Regions from separate parts of the Homo sapiens genome. Here region 1 is linked to region 2. A link is an interaction called in ENCODE POLR2A ChIA-PET data of the cell type or tissue named here. Cell type or tissue: OCI-LY7. All regions are shown on one strand. Links, peaks and the distances in the headings refer to the core of each region. The heading gives the core; the rest is flanking DNA.

Region 1 (7,311 bases), core at 977-5,976, 160 kb after region 2:
ACAAAGACTTTGTGGTCCACAAAGTCTACAATATTTATCATTTGGCTCTTTAGAGAAAAAGTTTGCCAATGTACATCCTAGGAGAATGTATTTTTTTGCTTGACATATTTACATTAAATAACATCCAGAATCTGTGAAATTACATTATAACTTGTAGATTTTTGTCCAGTATAGATACAGATGATTTCTGTCTGGCATAAAAGACAATCCCAAAGATCATGGTTTCATTATCTTGTAAGACTGTAATACTGTGAAATATGTATTTCCTGGCATACAACTTTTAAAATTTTTAGAATTTGAAAGTGATAGTCTTTTCATATCCTAATGAGTTCAACTATGACTGGCATCCATAGGTAGTAGCTTCAGGATGGGGTTGGTCAGCAGAGACCAAAGTAGGATGACAGGGTCTCAACCCTACTTCCAACCTCTCGGGAAGGGAGAGGGGCTGAAGGTTAGTTTGATCATCAGTGCCAATGATTTAATCAATCACGCCTATGTAATGAGGCTTCCATAAAAACCCAAATGGACTGGCTTTGGAGAGTTTCAGGATAGCTAATACCTATCCTGAAGGGTGTTGTTCCTGGAGAGGGTATGGAAGCTCTAAGCCCTTTCCCTCATACCTTGCCCTATGCATCGCTTCATCTATAACCTTTGTAACAGCCTTTACAATTAACCAGTAAGTGTCTTGCCCAGAGTTCTCTGAGCTGCTTAGCTAATTAACAAAACCCATGGAGTGAGTTGTGAGAAAATCGATTTATAGCCCATCAGTCATAATCACAAAACAACCTGGGAAACTTTTCCCTAGATCCCTACAAGGGTATAGAACCTGCCAAAGGAATTCACTTTGTAGACTGGTGAAACCACCTTTGCAAAAATTATAACTGAGGAAATTATGACAGTGAAAGAGATCAGACCTAATTGACTCCATCTTGTATCTAACCTTTGGGCTGTTCTTGTTCATTGCTGGGTGTAGGTCGAAATAACCTTGGGAAGGAATTCAGTTTACGGTTTGACTCTGAAACAAAACTGGTAACAGCCCTTTCTCGGAAAGACCCCCTTCTTGCTTGGGGACCAGTCTGCCTTTGAAGGACTAACAAATTAGCTACAAGATTAGAAATGATGGTTTAGGAGTCATATAGCTTCTGGCTCCAAGAGTCTGAACCTCCCCAAATTGCTCCTGGGGATAACATCACTATTGTAAAACCTAAAATTAGTGGTTGAAATATTTTGCAGACTCTGCACTCAATGAATCAGCTGACACCACCCAGATCCATATTCTGGCTCAACCAATTCTGCCATCCCACCCAGGAACAGAAGACAGCAAGAAAACCTCACTTTGACCCCCATGATTCCATCTCCAACCTGACCAATCAGCACTCCCCACTTCCCAAGCCCCTACCTGCCAAATTATCTTTAAAAACTGATCCCTGAACGCTGGGGGAGAGGGTTTTGAGTAATAATAAAACTCTAGTCTCCCACACAGCCAGCTGTGTGTGAATTACTCTTTCTCCACTGCAGTTCCCCTGTCTTGATAAATTGGCTCTGTCTAGGCAGAGGGCAAGGTGAACCTGTTGGTTGGTTACAAATTTGGAGGCTTGTCCAGGATTGCTCTTGTGGCTACCTGCCTGTGGTTTGGTAGCACCCCTCTGGCAATGGATCCAGAGGCCAGCCCAAGCGGCTGCCTAGTTCTCTTGGATTGGTGGCTGACTCTGACACTGTCTCTACCGACAGGGCACTGCCAACCCAATGTGCATGAATTTAATTGCAATGGAGAAACAATCCTGGGCAGATGTCCAATAACTGTTCCCCTATCACAGGGTGTCTGGCTCAGTGAGTATCCTAGGCGCTGCCACAGCTCCTTCCTTCTCCCAAATGGTTCCATAGCCCCATGGTGTGGTATGTGTCTGCAGCTCCATCACCGAGTGTCTGTCTTGGTTCGGCTCCTTTGGGGTCTCAGTTGGCTCTCCTTAATTAGTAGGAAGAGTCTTAGTTAGGAAGACTTCTCCTCAATCCAGAAGATTTAGGGGAGATTTCTCAGGCAGAGAATAGGAGGATAGTTTGGAAGGGGTACTCTGAAATTATTGGTTAGGGATCTTGATTTGGAAGCTCTTCTGTCTGTCTTGTCTTTGTGTGTTTCTGTATATGGTGGGGATCTCTGAAGGAACTGCTGACAAAAGTCAAAAATTATCTTGAGCAATTAAAAGCCTTTGCAAGCTTGAAATTGGCTCCTCTAAGCACCTTCTGGGAAGAGCAATAGAACCTGCTGAATGTTGTAACTCAGTAGACAAGGCTTTTTGTCTTTTGACAGTGGCAGCCCAGGTTGAATTCTTGGCTTCGGAAATGATTCCTTTCTGGTTTGTTACTTAACTTTCCCACTTTTTGAGGGTCCCACCCCCACCCCAATGGCTAGCTTCCGATTTCCTGTCTTGAATTTTTCTTTCTCCAAACTGCCCTTGGGAAGATTCTAAATCTTGTAAAAAGAAGCTGCTTACCATCTCTTTGAAACACCTTATGGGTCCATGGTTAAGCTGTAACCTTAGCTAAAACTTATTAATTTCACATGGGAAGTTACCTGTGGCAAAGTTCAAAAGCCAGAAATATTGACTGTCCTGGCTAGAGTCTGATAATAAGAGATTTTTAAAAAAAAATTTAAAAAGAGCTCTATGGTTAAAATCAACTTAATTAAAAATGGATATCCAAGCTCTATTATTTTAAAAGGCCTTGGTTTTTTTTTTTTTTTTCTTCTTGGATATTGGTTGTTTTTGTGAAAAAGTTTTTGTTTTTCTTCTCAGTCAACTGAATTATTTCTCTACTTTGCCCTCCTGATGCCCACATGAGAGAACTTAAGATAATTTCTAACAGCTTCCACTTTGGAAAAAAAAAAAACCTGTTTTCCTCATGGAACCCCAGGAGTTGAAAGTGGATAGATCGCTCTCAAAATCTAAGGCTCTGTTCAGCTTTACATTATGTTACCTGACGTTTTTTTTTTTTTCCAAGTTTTGGGGGTATCAGAAATTACTCTGCATTATGGGAGAGCTGTTAGCCTTGGTGTGCAAAAATTAGGTACAAAATGTACTTTAAGGGATGGCTAATAACAGTTACAGAGGGATACTTGGCTCACTGCACGCTTTAATCAAAGAAGCATGCTCTTGGCCACCTGGAAGGTAAGGAGGAAAAATCCCCACACTCTACTGAGAGATGAGATTCCCATGGGGGATGGGCTAATTACAAAATGGGCTGATTGCCAGGAGGTGGAGGTTGCAATGAGCCAAGGTCACACCACTGCAATCTAGCCTGGGTGACAGGGCAAGATTCCATCCCCCCAGAACAGAAACAAAAACAAAATCGGCTGACTGGGTTTGGGTTGCCAGGCAATTAAATGCATGGTAAAAGCATTGCACCGTTTTCTCCAACAGCATTTCCCTTTTGAAAATCCAGGATGCAATATAAAAATGGGACCCTTAATTTTGAGAATGTCTTTGCTTTCCAGCTGTGCCTGCTTTTTAGGCCCTAGTAACTGCATGCTTTCCTAGCCTTGTTTCGTGAAGGGCTCTGCCCTGAAGCCAGTAATCCAACTTAAGAAACTGGCAAATGAAAAATGTTACAACTACTGGATATTCTGTCTGTGTATGTGTTGTGTGTGATGTTTATATAAAAGAGCTCTAATTAACTAGCTTAAAGAAAAATAAGCACTTAAATCAGATATTTTGTCAGAAAAACTAAAACTAATGAGCTAGTTTAGTTCATATAACTTTCGTAATCTTTTGGTAATAAACAGTTTTAAAGATTACTGGTAAATAAAAATATCTTCCAAATTTAGACATTTCATCTAAATTAGGTCAAATATTAGGTTTGCTAAATGCTCTAAGGTCATAAACTGCTTCTTTAACTTTTGAAAATTCTTCAATATACCTCCCTTGGAGCCATTACATTCTAGGTAAGGTCTGGGGACATGTGAAATTAGCCCCCATAAAGAAAATATTTTATACAAAAGAATCTTGTATGGTAAATTCTTGTCCTAAAGTAAAAAGACTGGTTGTTTAAAGAGAGGGGTGGTTAGGACAAGTCAGAAAGTCCAAGCATGTCATAGATGGTCTAAGTCATGAAAGGATTCATGAAAGGAAATTTATGCAAGAAATGTTATACAATTTAAAGATTATTAGGTCCCCTAAATATTTCATAAACTGCCACTATGACTTCACAACCTGCCTGCTTTACAGCTAGGTAAGGCCTGGGGACATGTGGAGTCAGCCAAGTCCCCTGGCTATGCTGGAAAGTCAGACCTTATCTGCACTTCTGACTGGTGTCTGTTCTAGGCTCCACACCTGGTACATAATTACAATTGCTTACTAACCAGGTTTTTCACCGAAAGTAAAAGTTGCTAAGAGTTAACAGTGTAACATGTATTTGAGACTACTGAAGAAACAGTTCTACACACAAAGTGTGTAAGGAAAGCAGAATGTACTTTTGGTAAAAGATTTTAAGAAGGCATGGGAATATGAATTTCTCACCTAAGTTTAGAGGGTTAAAGGATTGTGTTAAGTGAGGAAGGAAAAAATCTAAAGGTTTAAACAAGTTGTGAAAGGTTTATAAAAAATTAATGTGTGCAAACATATTGGCTAAAGTTAAAGAGGTATTATTCTGTTTTTCCATAAATTGAACATTGGAATAAAAGTGCAACAGAGTTTTCCTAAATCATTGTTCTGCTCTTTAACAAAAAAAATATTGTAAAGGGTTATAAAAGGTTTATAAGAATCTTACCTTATGGTCAAACTAACTAAAACTGAATAGATTTGTAAAATGCTATTAAACTAAATTTAGGCTGGACGTGGTGGCTCACACCTGTAATTCCAGCACTTTGGGAAGCCGAGGCAGGCGGATCACCTGAGGTTAGGAGTTTGAGACTAGCCTGACCAATATGGTGAAATAGTGTCTCTACTAAAAATTAGCCGGGTGTGTTGGCGGGTGCCTGTAGTGCCAGCTACTCAGGAGGCTGAGACAAAAGAGTTGCTTGAAACCAGTAGGCGGAGGTTGCAGTGAGCCGAGATCATGCCACTGCACTCCAGCCTGGGTGCCAGAGCAAGACTCCGTCTCAAAAAAAAAAAAAAAAACAAAAAAAAAACCACCTAGCTTTAGCATTTTAAAGATGCACTAATGCAAACATTAAATTTGGTTTTCTCTTTTGAAAAGAATTTTCATGTAATATTAAAAGATAACGAAAGGTTTTCATTTGCCTTTTAAGTAAACTACAAAAAAGGTGGCGGAGGGGGTGGTGTTGAGAGAAAAGACAAATCAGTTGGCATCATGCTATCTTCACTGGATCTTGTTGTTTGGAAAGCTGAGTCTCCTTTCTACCACAGTAAAGGTTTTTCCTGTTTTAAAATTTGTGGGTTATCATTTTGGTTAAATGAATGACTTATGGTGACCTGGGATTCTACTTTGTGAATATCCAGTGTTGCTTTTTTGAGACAAGGTCTTGCTCTGTTGCCCAGGCTGGAGTGCAGTGGCACAATCTTGGCTCACTGCAACCTCTGCCTCATGAGTTCAAGCAAGTCTCATGCCTCAGCTTCCCAAGTGGCTGGGATTATAGGTGTACGCCACTACACCCAGCTAATTTTTGTATTTTTTGGTAGAGACGGGGTTTCACCATGTTGGCCAGCCTGGTCTTGAACTCCTGGCCTCAAGTGATCTGCCCACCTCGACCTCCCAAAGTGCTGGGATTATAGGTGTGAGCCACTGTGCCCGTCTGATATCCAGTGTTTTCAACAAAGGAAACACTGTCAAATATAAAATGGTATTTAATTCTCTTTCGGTTACATTCATATAAATAGGTTATTAGTATGTGTTACAAAATTGTATGAGATTCCTATAATTCTAATATGCCTCACTATATGTTATCAATAATAATTGTTATGTTAAATTATTGTGTGCCACAGAGGTAACAAATTTTCTTGTCAATTGTGTCTTTGACTGTGGCTGCCCTAAAATGTTTTTTCATCCACAGACAACTGTCTTGTTTTGATCCTCTTTAGAAGATGGTTTTATAATTAGCTATAAAACTTTGACAGGTGCTCCTGAATGCAAGTTTCTAATAACACTGGAGATTGTGGCATTAGAATAAAAAAAACTTTCAGGACTCCCAGGGATAGCTAAAATGTTCATGAATATCAAGCAGAACAGGAGTTAACTGAATGGACCGAACAGAAAACTGAAGTAATCTTTTTCTTTACTTTTTTTGCTTAAAATGTTGCTGATCCTTTTCGTTTTTTCAAAGCCAAATGTGGTGGCTCACGCCTGTAATCCCAGCACTTTGGGAGGCTGAGGCGGGTGGATCATTTGAGGCCAGGAGTTCGAGACCAGCCTGGCCAACATGGCAAAAACCCCATCTCTACTAAAGGTTCAAAAATTAGCCAGGCATGGTAGCGCACACCTGTAATTCCAGCTACTAGGGAGGCAGGAGAATTGCTTGAACCCAGGGGGCAGAGGTTGTAGTGAGCCGAGATCACACCACTGCACTCAAGCCTGGGCAATAGAGTGAGACTCTGTCTCAAAAAAAAAAAAAAAAAAAAAAAGAAAGAAAACTTTCTTTTGCACTATTTACAGCTTTTAACAACTCAGTAAAGTACATTCTTGTAAACAAAATTTGAAGCATATTTGTTTCTACCTGGTTTCTCCAGAATTTGGAAACTATTTGTATTTTTAACTTATGGTGATATAGTTATTTACATAAGTGCAATAAGAATGTTTTCTTTTCTAACAGGACACAATTGGAGAAACTGGTTATTTTACCAAGGCTTTGACTGGAATGGCGTGCTTTCCTTTAAGGAATCAAACTTGACTTATAGAGCCAACCAATAAAAGCCCCTTGGGAAAAGTGACCTCACACCTTGTCTATGCAGTACCTGTACAGGGTTCCTGACCTGTGGTAAGTAAAGAATGTCACTTTCTGACAGGCCCAGGAGCCCCAAGTTATCTTGGGACCTCAAGAGGAGAGGAATTTACCCAACTCATAGCTATCTGAGGGTATAAACCCATGGCTGGGCTTGGCTTTAAAAAAGTCTTAACTGAGGTTCCTTATGGAACTGAATTCCATCAAAGCCAATTTACAAAGCCTACGTGAGAAATAATTATTCTTGCTGTGCTCTATGGAAGAAATCAGGCCAAGTATAATAAAGTTTATTTTGCAAACAAATCAGTCCTATCATGATTTGTTTTTAATAAAAATAAGGACTAGGAGAGAAACGTGTTTCAAAAACTATAGTATGCCTGTTATTGTTGTTTTTGAGTTTTTATTTTATTTTTTTTCCTCTG
Region 2 (7,311 bases), core at 1,175-6,174:
AGTGTTGCCTGATTCTGGAATCACAAATAAAAGCCAATTAAGATCTTTAAACTAAACTTGTTGTAATTTTGTCTGTTGAAAGAGGTTTGCCATGGAATTAACAGAAGTCACCTTAAATTCAGGTCTTTTTCACACCTTGGACAAAACACACAGCTGAAGCAGGATGTCAGCTCACAAATGTTCATTTACTTCACTCCACAAAAATATACACTAGGCTGAGTCCTGGAGATTCAGCGCACACCTTCAAGGACCCTTTAGGAGAGTAGACAGATTTTGTGAATTAAAATGGCAATTAATAGGGCCTTCTCCCTATTAAATGTATTCATAACATTTTGCACCCAATTTAGGAGGCTCCTGGGCCACCCCTAAAGCCCATCCTTGGAAGGATTCATGAACTTTTTGCTCTAAGAGTCTAAGAACTTAGGACCACCGTGTTTCTTATCACTTCCATGGATCCTAGGGCAAGGGTGCTTCTTGGGAAGCCAGCAGCCAGGAGACTCCTCTTGCAAGAAGATCCTGGAACATCTCTTCTGTTCACAGAGATATTCCAAGTGGAACCAAAGACAAGTCGAGCACCTTTGTTTACAGCTGAAGAAACTGGAAACCCAGAAAGGGGAAGTTTCACACAAGGTCTACTTCCTCATCCACTTAGAGATCACAATAACAATAGTCACAATTGCTGCCTCAATGGAGTGCAGGGGAGTGGCAGTCACTCAAAGATCCTTCCAACACTCTGGCCTGGGCTTGATCATCCCTGTTCTCCAGAGTCAGAGAGGACGAGTGGCTTGTCAGGTCACACAGCAGGAAGTAGCCCAGCTTGGCACAGAACTCAGTTCTGTGGAACTTCAAAGCAGGATGCCAACAGTTAAGAGGGCTATAAAGGTGGCAGAGACACTGTCTTTGCCCTCATGAAGCTGGTAATCTTATTGGCTCTGGGGATGGGGCATTAATATGTAAAGAAGTTAACATAGGGGCAGTGGCTGATCCCTGTAATCCCAGCGCTTTGAGAGGCCAAAACAGGAGGATCACTTGAGGCCAGGAGTTCAAGACCAGTCTGGGCAACATAGCGAGGCCCTGTTCCCTACAAAAATAAACAAACAAATAAATAAAATAAAGAGTAAATAAAAAGTTAGCATATTTATTGAATGCTTATACCTGGCCTGGAGAGATGCTCCCCGGGATAGAGCCCTGAGTCCTGAATCCATGCTGCCGGATTTTGCATTCTCTTTGGCTCAGATGATAGTTGTTTTTGTTTTTTTGAGATGGAGTCTCACTCTGTTGCCCAGGCTGGAGTGCAGTGGCGCCATCTCGGCTCACTGCAACCTCCACCTCCCAGGTTCAAGTGCTTCTCATGCCTCAGACTCCCGAGTAGCTGGGATTACAGGCATGTGCCACCATGCCTGACTAATTTTTGCAGTTTTAGTAGAGACAGAGTTTTGCCATGTTGCCCAGGCTGGTCTCGAACTCCTGGCCTCAAGTGATCCACCCACCTCGGCCTCCCAAAGTGCTGGGATTACAGGTATGCGCCACCATGCCCGGCCTGAAATCACAGTTTTAATGCTGTGCACACTCAGGCTGCAGTTTGTAGAGTTCTGTCAGGCAGAGAGCAGGTGTCCTAGTTTCCTCAATTTTGCACCAACCAAGGGCCTCTGTGACTCCCACCTGGAGCCCTGCTTGTCTCCTCCAGCTTGCACATAAGAGGCAGCTGTGCTGAGTCTTTCTGCCTTGGTGGGGAGGTGAGAACTGCGCAGGGGGACAGGGAGCCTCTGCGGGGGTGGGAGGTCCTCTAATCAGCCTGCCATCAGTTATTGATCAGACCCCCGGGTCAGAACTTCTCCCTGGCCACGAGGCCTGGTTGACCTCTCCAGCCCGATCTGTTTCTCCACGGTCCTCCTTACCCCACTACCAATCCATATTTGCACCTGCCTGAACAGATACGCAGTTGCCGCCTTCCTTGCGTTGTCCACACAGCTCCCCTGCCTGGAAGGCCCTGGCCGTCCTGATCGCCGGGCAGTGAGTTCCTGTCCTTCCTTCACAGGCTGCTCACGCTCCAGTTCTGCGAGGCCCTCCCTGACCTCCAGCCTAACTTTGAGCCCTGCTGTTTTCAATGCCTCTGTTTCTGTCATTTCACTTGTCTTTCTCCTTCTTAGGGAGCCATATTCTTTCCTATGTCCCTGTCCTTTGCATGAGGCATAGTGTCCAGGACACACTCAAAAATACCAAAAAATGAAGGCACGCTCCTTCCCTTCTCTCCCTCTACACCCGGGCCTCATTTAATTATGCACAGACTCTGGGAGTTGGCAAGTATTCACTTCAATTCCTCACTTTACAGATGAGGAAACCAAGACCCAGAGAGAGGAAGTGACTTCCCCAAGGTCACAGGCTGTTGATAGAGTCCAGACTGAACCCAGGTTTCTTTCCTCCCTGTCTTGCACCCTATTCCCTTCCCCATGCCTCTCAGAGTAGCCTTTCTCTTGGGGAAATGATGATTTTATTTAGCCACAAGGACCCTGTGATTGGATTAGGTTGTCCTCAAGACAACAGAGGGGGCCTCCAAGAAAGACATCTTTAATGGTGGAGGAGGAAGGAAGTGTAGAATAAGAATTGCTACAAACTTTGGTTTCCTCCTGTGTAAAACTGGGAGCCTGACCCCTGTCCTGCAGCAGTGTTCTGAGGATATGTGTTGATGTAAGAGCCGAGGTTCTCATTCATGAAAAGCTTATATCACATGCTTCTCTTGCTGGCGGAATATCGCTTCTTCAGTCAAGAGCTTTTATAATCTGGCCCAAATTACCTTTCCAGACTCATCTTATCCTATTCTAGCCCAACAGCTCACACTCCAGCCACATCTGGCTCCTCCCCTGTCCTAACCATTTCCTACCCTTTCCTCCTCTGTACCTATTTCCTCAGCCTGGACTAGCCTTTCCTCTCAATCCAACTATTGCATCCCCGGTCCATTTCTGGGTCCAGTTCAAAGACCACCTCCTCTGAGAAGTCTTCCCTGATAGCCCTCCTTTCTGTGTCTCTGACGGTTTGCTCACTCTTCTCCTTAGGCATGGCTTGGTCATTTCCATTTGGATAAATGTTCCTCTTCCTTTTACCCTGTGGGTTTCTTGAGAGCAGAGATCCTGTGCTGTCAATATCTGTGTTTCCTGCAGCTCTTAGGCAGCTCTAGTACAGAGCAGTTGCCCCATCCTGTCTGTGGTAAGCAAGAAATAAAGGCTTCCTGGGACAGAGTCAATGTGAAGAAAGATAACACCAGGCAGAGCCTTCAGGTGAAGCAGGAACATGGCTTCCAAGAACACTAATCATTGGTTTTGCAGAGCAAACCCCTAGCTGGCTCCTTTGTGTGCCTATTTTGGCCCAACTTTCACGTCAGCACGTTTCCACCATCCCCAAGCTGGAACTTCCCTCTGCCTCTCCGTGACTGACCCTTGCCTCACCAGATGTTTATTTTGCCTCCCAGGCTGAGGAGTTTAGACACTGCTCTTGCAATAGGGGCCCCAGGCAGCTGTGTGACCTTGGCATGTTACTTTGCATCTCTGAGCCTTGGTGCACCTCCTCTGCAAAACAGCAATTTAAAATAGCACCTGACTCCTGGGTTGCTGTGTTAATTAGATGAGCCAAGACATGGGAGGTGCCTAGCCCAGTGCCTGACACGAAGTAAATACTCAATTAAAGATGGAAAAAACAAAAATAAACTCACTTAGTATGTGTTTCCCTCTGTGTTGCCAAAACCTGTTCCTGGACCCTTGCCACCCATCTTGCTGTTTGGCGAGTCTTGCTTGGGGCAGTTTCCAGCTGCCCCCTGCCGGGAGCACCCCTGATGGAAACCTGGGACCCAGGAAGGAGGAGGTGCTGACACGACTGTGAATCCACGGTCACCAAGCTGCCCCTTGCCCAGACTGTGGGTAAAACCTACATAAGTAACAGATCTACAAAGTATTAATTTTTTTTGTTTTGTTTTTTTGAGATGGAGTCTCACTCTGTCGCCCAGGCTGGAGTGCAGTCGTGTGATCTCTGCTCACTGCAACCTCCACCTCCTGGGTTTAAGCGATTCTCCTGCTTCAGCCTCCTGAGTAGCTGAGATTACAGGCACATGCCACCACGCCAGGCTAATTTTTGCATTTTTAGTAGAGACACAGTTTCACTATGTTGGCCAGGCTGGTCTCAAACTCCTGACCTCAAGTGATCCACCTGCCTCGGCCCCCCAAAGTGCTGGGATTACAGGCCGTAGCCACCGCGCCCGGCTTTTTTACTTTTTAAAGATCTAATGTCACAAATGGGAAGAATCCTGCCTTCTGGGAGGCCCTCATGTGTGCCTGGCCCGGAATCAGTCCCATCCAGCAAGGGCATTGATGAAAATTCTCAGGACATCTAACACAAAGTGGTGCTTCCTGGCACTTGTGGCTGCACCAGTACGAGGCTGATCTGCTGCTTGGCTCACCTCCCCAGAGCAGAGCTCCTTTCTGGCCCTCTCTAATCATGGCCCATTTCCAAGAAGAAAATGACAACAAAGTCCTAGGCAAAGCATTGGAGTCCTGGCCTTGGCTTTAACCTCCTGGGACTGATTGCATCCCTCTCTGGCTCTCCCACCTGGAGGGCAATTCCCGCCTGCAGTGGAAAGCAGTAGCTGTGTGCAAGTCTTAAAGTTCTCAGTGGCATATTTAGAAATAACAGAGGGAATTAGGTTTCATAAAACCATCTATTTAAGTGGCTCCAAATTAAGCCCCATTGTGATCTCTCTCTGTCTCTCTCTCTCTCTCTCTCTCTGGTTCCTTATATCCTGATTGTTCATGAGAGGCCCCATAGGACATGTGAGAACACCCCCTTTTTTTTTTTGAGACAGTCTCACTCTGTCGCCCAGGCTGGAGGGCAATGGCACAATCTCGGCTCACTGCAACCTCCACCTTCCAGGTTCAAGCAATTCTTATGCCTCAGCCTCCGGAGTAGCTGGGATTATAGGCGTGTGCCACCACGTCCAGCTAATTTTTTGTATTAGAAACCTTTTTTTTTTTTTTTTTTTTCTGATAAACCAGCAGAAAGGCATTAGTCCTGGTAACTAATCAAGTCAGGAATTGCCGAGAGGAGGGAGAAGGGGAGGTGCAGGGCCAAGGCTGGGACTATTAACACATTTGGATTTTTGGAGGAATAGTTTATTACTCCTCCTCCTCCAGCTCCTTCTATATTCAAGGGTTTTCAAGCGGGAAAAGTTGAGGTCTTGGCCTTGGGTGACTTTCATAGCCACATGACCTTAGCAATGGATTGGTTGATGCAGAACTTCTCATTGATGACTTTGTAAACCCTTGGTTAGCTCACTGCTGTCTTGCTGCTTCTCTGTGTCAGAATTAAGAAACTACTCTAGGTCTTTCAACAGTGGGAGTTTAACACAAGGAATTGCTTACATAGATAATGGAAGGATGAAAGGCTGAACGGGATAGTGAGGAACACAGCTTAGCACCAGCAGGAAGCTTCTTACTCCAAGGTTGAGGAGATGAAGCCCAGAAGCCAGTGTTGGTGGCAGCAGCTAGAACCATGGCAGGGCTGCCCGTGAGAGCTCGCCCCATGGAGGTGAGGGTTGTCTGGCAGGAGTCAGAGCCACAGAAGGGCTTGGAACCATAGATGATACACAGCCACTGTGGAAGATGCAGAGCAAGAGGGGGGAAATGGTTGATCCCCACATCTCACCCTACCGTACTCTGGTCTTGTACCATTTTCTCCCAACACACAAAGCTATGGAGAGCCACTTGACAAGGGAGCCTGGGAAACACAGCTTCCTGCAATATAGAGCAGAACATTGGAAAGGCAGGGAATAAGCTGGGAGCAAACAGTGGGCCATCTGTGTAACACAAGGCTGCTGGATGAAATGGCTGGGAAGTAAGAAAGCACTGCAGAGAGGAGCTGAGGGGGCCATGGCAGGCTGGATCCCATTGAAAGCCTTACAGCAGTGTTTCCCAAAGTGTGGGATGCACTGGGCCACCTGAGCTGGCAAAAAGACCAGGCAGAGCATGAAGGAACAGTGTATCAGTAAGAAAGCTAGTCTATTTTCAATTCTCTTTCCCATCATCTGACGACATTAAGGAGAAAGTCTCTATTTGGTGCTAACCTGTCTTTAACATCACTCTAACATTTTCTAATTTCTTTTTTCTTTCTTTTTTTTTTTGAGACAGAGCTCTGTTGCCCAGGCTGGAGTGCAGTGGTGTGATGTAGGCTCACTGCAACCTGCAACCTCCATCTCCTGGGTTCAAGCAATTCTCCTGCCTCAGCCTCCTAAGTAGCTGGGACTACAGGCATGCACCACCACTCCCAGCTAATTTTTGTATTTTTAGTAGAGACGGGGTTTCACGCTAGCCAGGCTGGTCTCAAACTCCTGACCTCAAGTGATCCACCAGCCTCGACCTCCCAAAGTGCTGAGATTACAGGTGTGAGCCACCGTGCCTGGCCACGTTTTCTCATTTCTTTTTAACTCCAAAAGATAGCAAACCAGACAGGTGTGGTGGTTCACGCTTGTAATCTCAGCGCTTTGGGAGGCCTATGCGGGAGGATTGCTTGAGTCCAGGAGTTCAAGACCAGCCTGAGTATCATAGTGATGACCCCCATCTCTACAAAGAATAAAAAATTAGCTGGGCATAGTGATGTGTGCTTGTAGTCTTAGCTACTTGGGAGGCTGAGGCAGGAGGATCCCTTGAGCCTGGGAGTTTGAGGTTGCAGTGAGCCATGACTGTACCACTGCACATTCCAGCCTGGATGACAGAGTGACACCCTGTCTAAAGCAAAAAGAGAGGAAAACTTAGGTTAAAGCCTTTGGCTGGTACTGGTATAATAGATGCTGCTGGTCCTGCCTAATCCCCGTCACCTAGTTGATACATTCACCTCCCAGCTGCTGTGAATGTTGGCAGCTAGCACTTTACAGCCACACCCTTCTTTTGGAAATTGCCTCACCTGGAAATAGGTGGGAGATTATACCATCATCCCGAGAGGAAGTATGCGGCAACGACTGATTGATGCCAGGCACAAAAGCCCAGCCCTCATGCCTTGAGGTGGTTCAACTCTGGTCCCATTCCTGTTCCAGAGCTTCAGCTGGCCCCACGCCTTTGCTTAGCCTCTTTCTGTTTCCCTCCCTCCTTCACCAGGAGTCCCCCCTGTAAATCACTTGCACAAGAATCCCCACCTTATACTCAAGCCCTGGCTTGACTTCTAGAGAATCTAAGATAGCAGGCAACAGGAGCTAGCTGGAATTGTGTAACTTTAAAAATTATTCTTTTTAATATTTTTGCCTGTGTTGATTTATGATAAGGTATAAAGGTTTTC

The links. Peaks named below come from ENCODE experiments on the same cell type or tissue, not always from the same donor. Only the 100,000 strongest peaks of a DNase experiment are listed, where the experiment ranks them.
Region 1: POLR2A ChIA-PET joins it to region 2 with 5 read pairs; 2 of 35 experiments call an interaction of 5 or more read pairs at or near these places.

What each region holds. Positions count from the first base shown.
Region 1 is chr16:48,588,908-48,596,218 of GRCh38, forward strand. All of the region lies in intron 1 of N4BP1 (NEDD4 binding protein 1), which reads right to left. Among named protein-coding and RNA genes, the nearest start is that of N4BP1, 18 kb to the right of the region's middle. In OCI-LY7, for the core only: no CTCF peak of the experiment used is centred there; a DNase peak (open chromatin) is centred at 4,084.
Region 2 is chr16:48,431,669-48,438,979 of GRCh38, forward strand. No RefSeq gene overlaps it. Among named protein-coding and RNA genes, the nearest start is that of SIAH1, 50 kb to the left of the region's middle. RefSeq lists enhancers at 419-963, 775-894. In OCI-LY7, for the core only: a CTCF peak has its summit at 3,804 (motif pointing left); DNase peaks (open chromatin) are centred at 1,643, 3,193, 3,633 and 3,793; H3K27ac peaks cover 2,390 bases.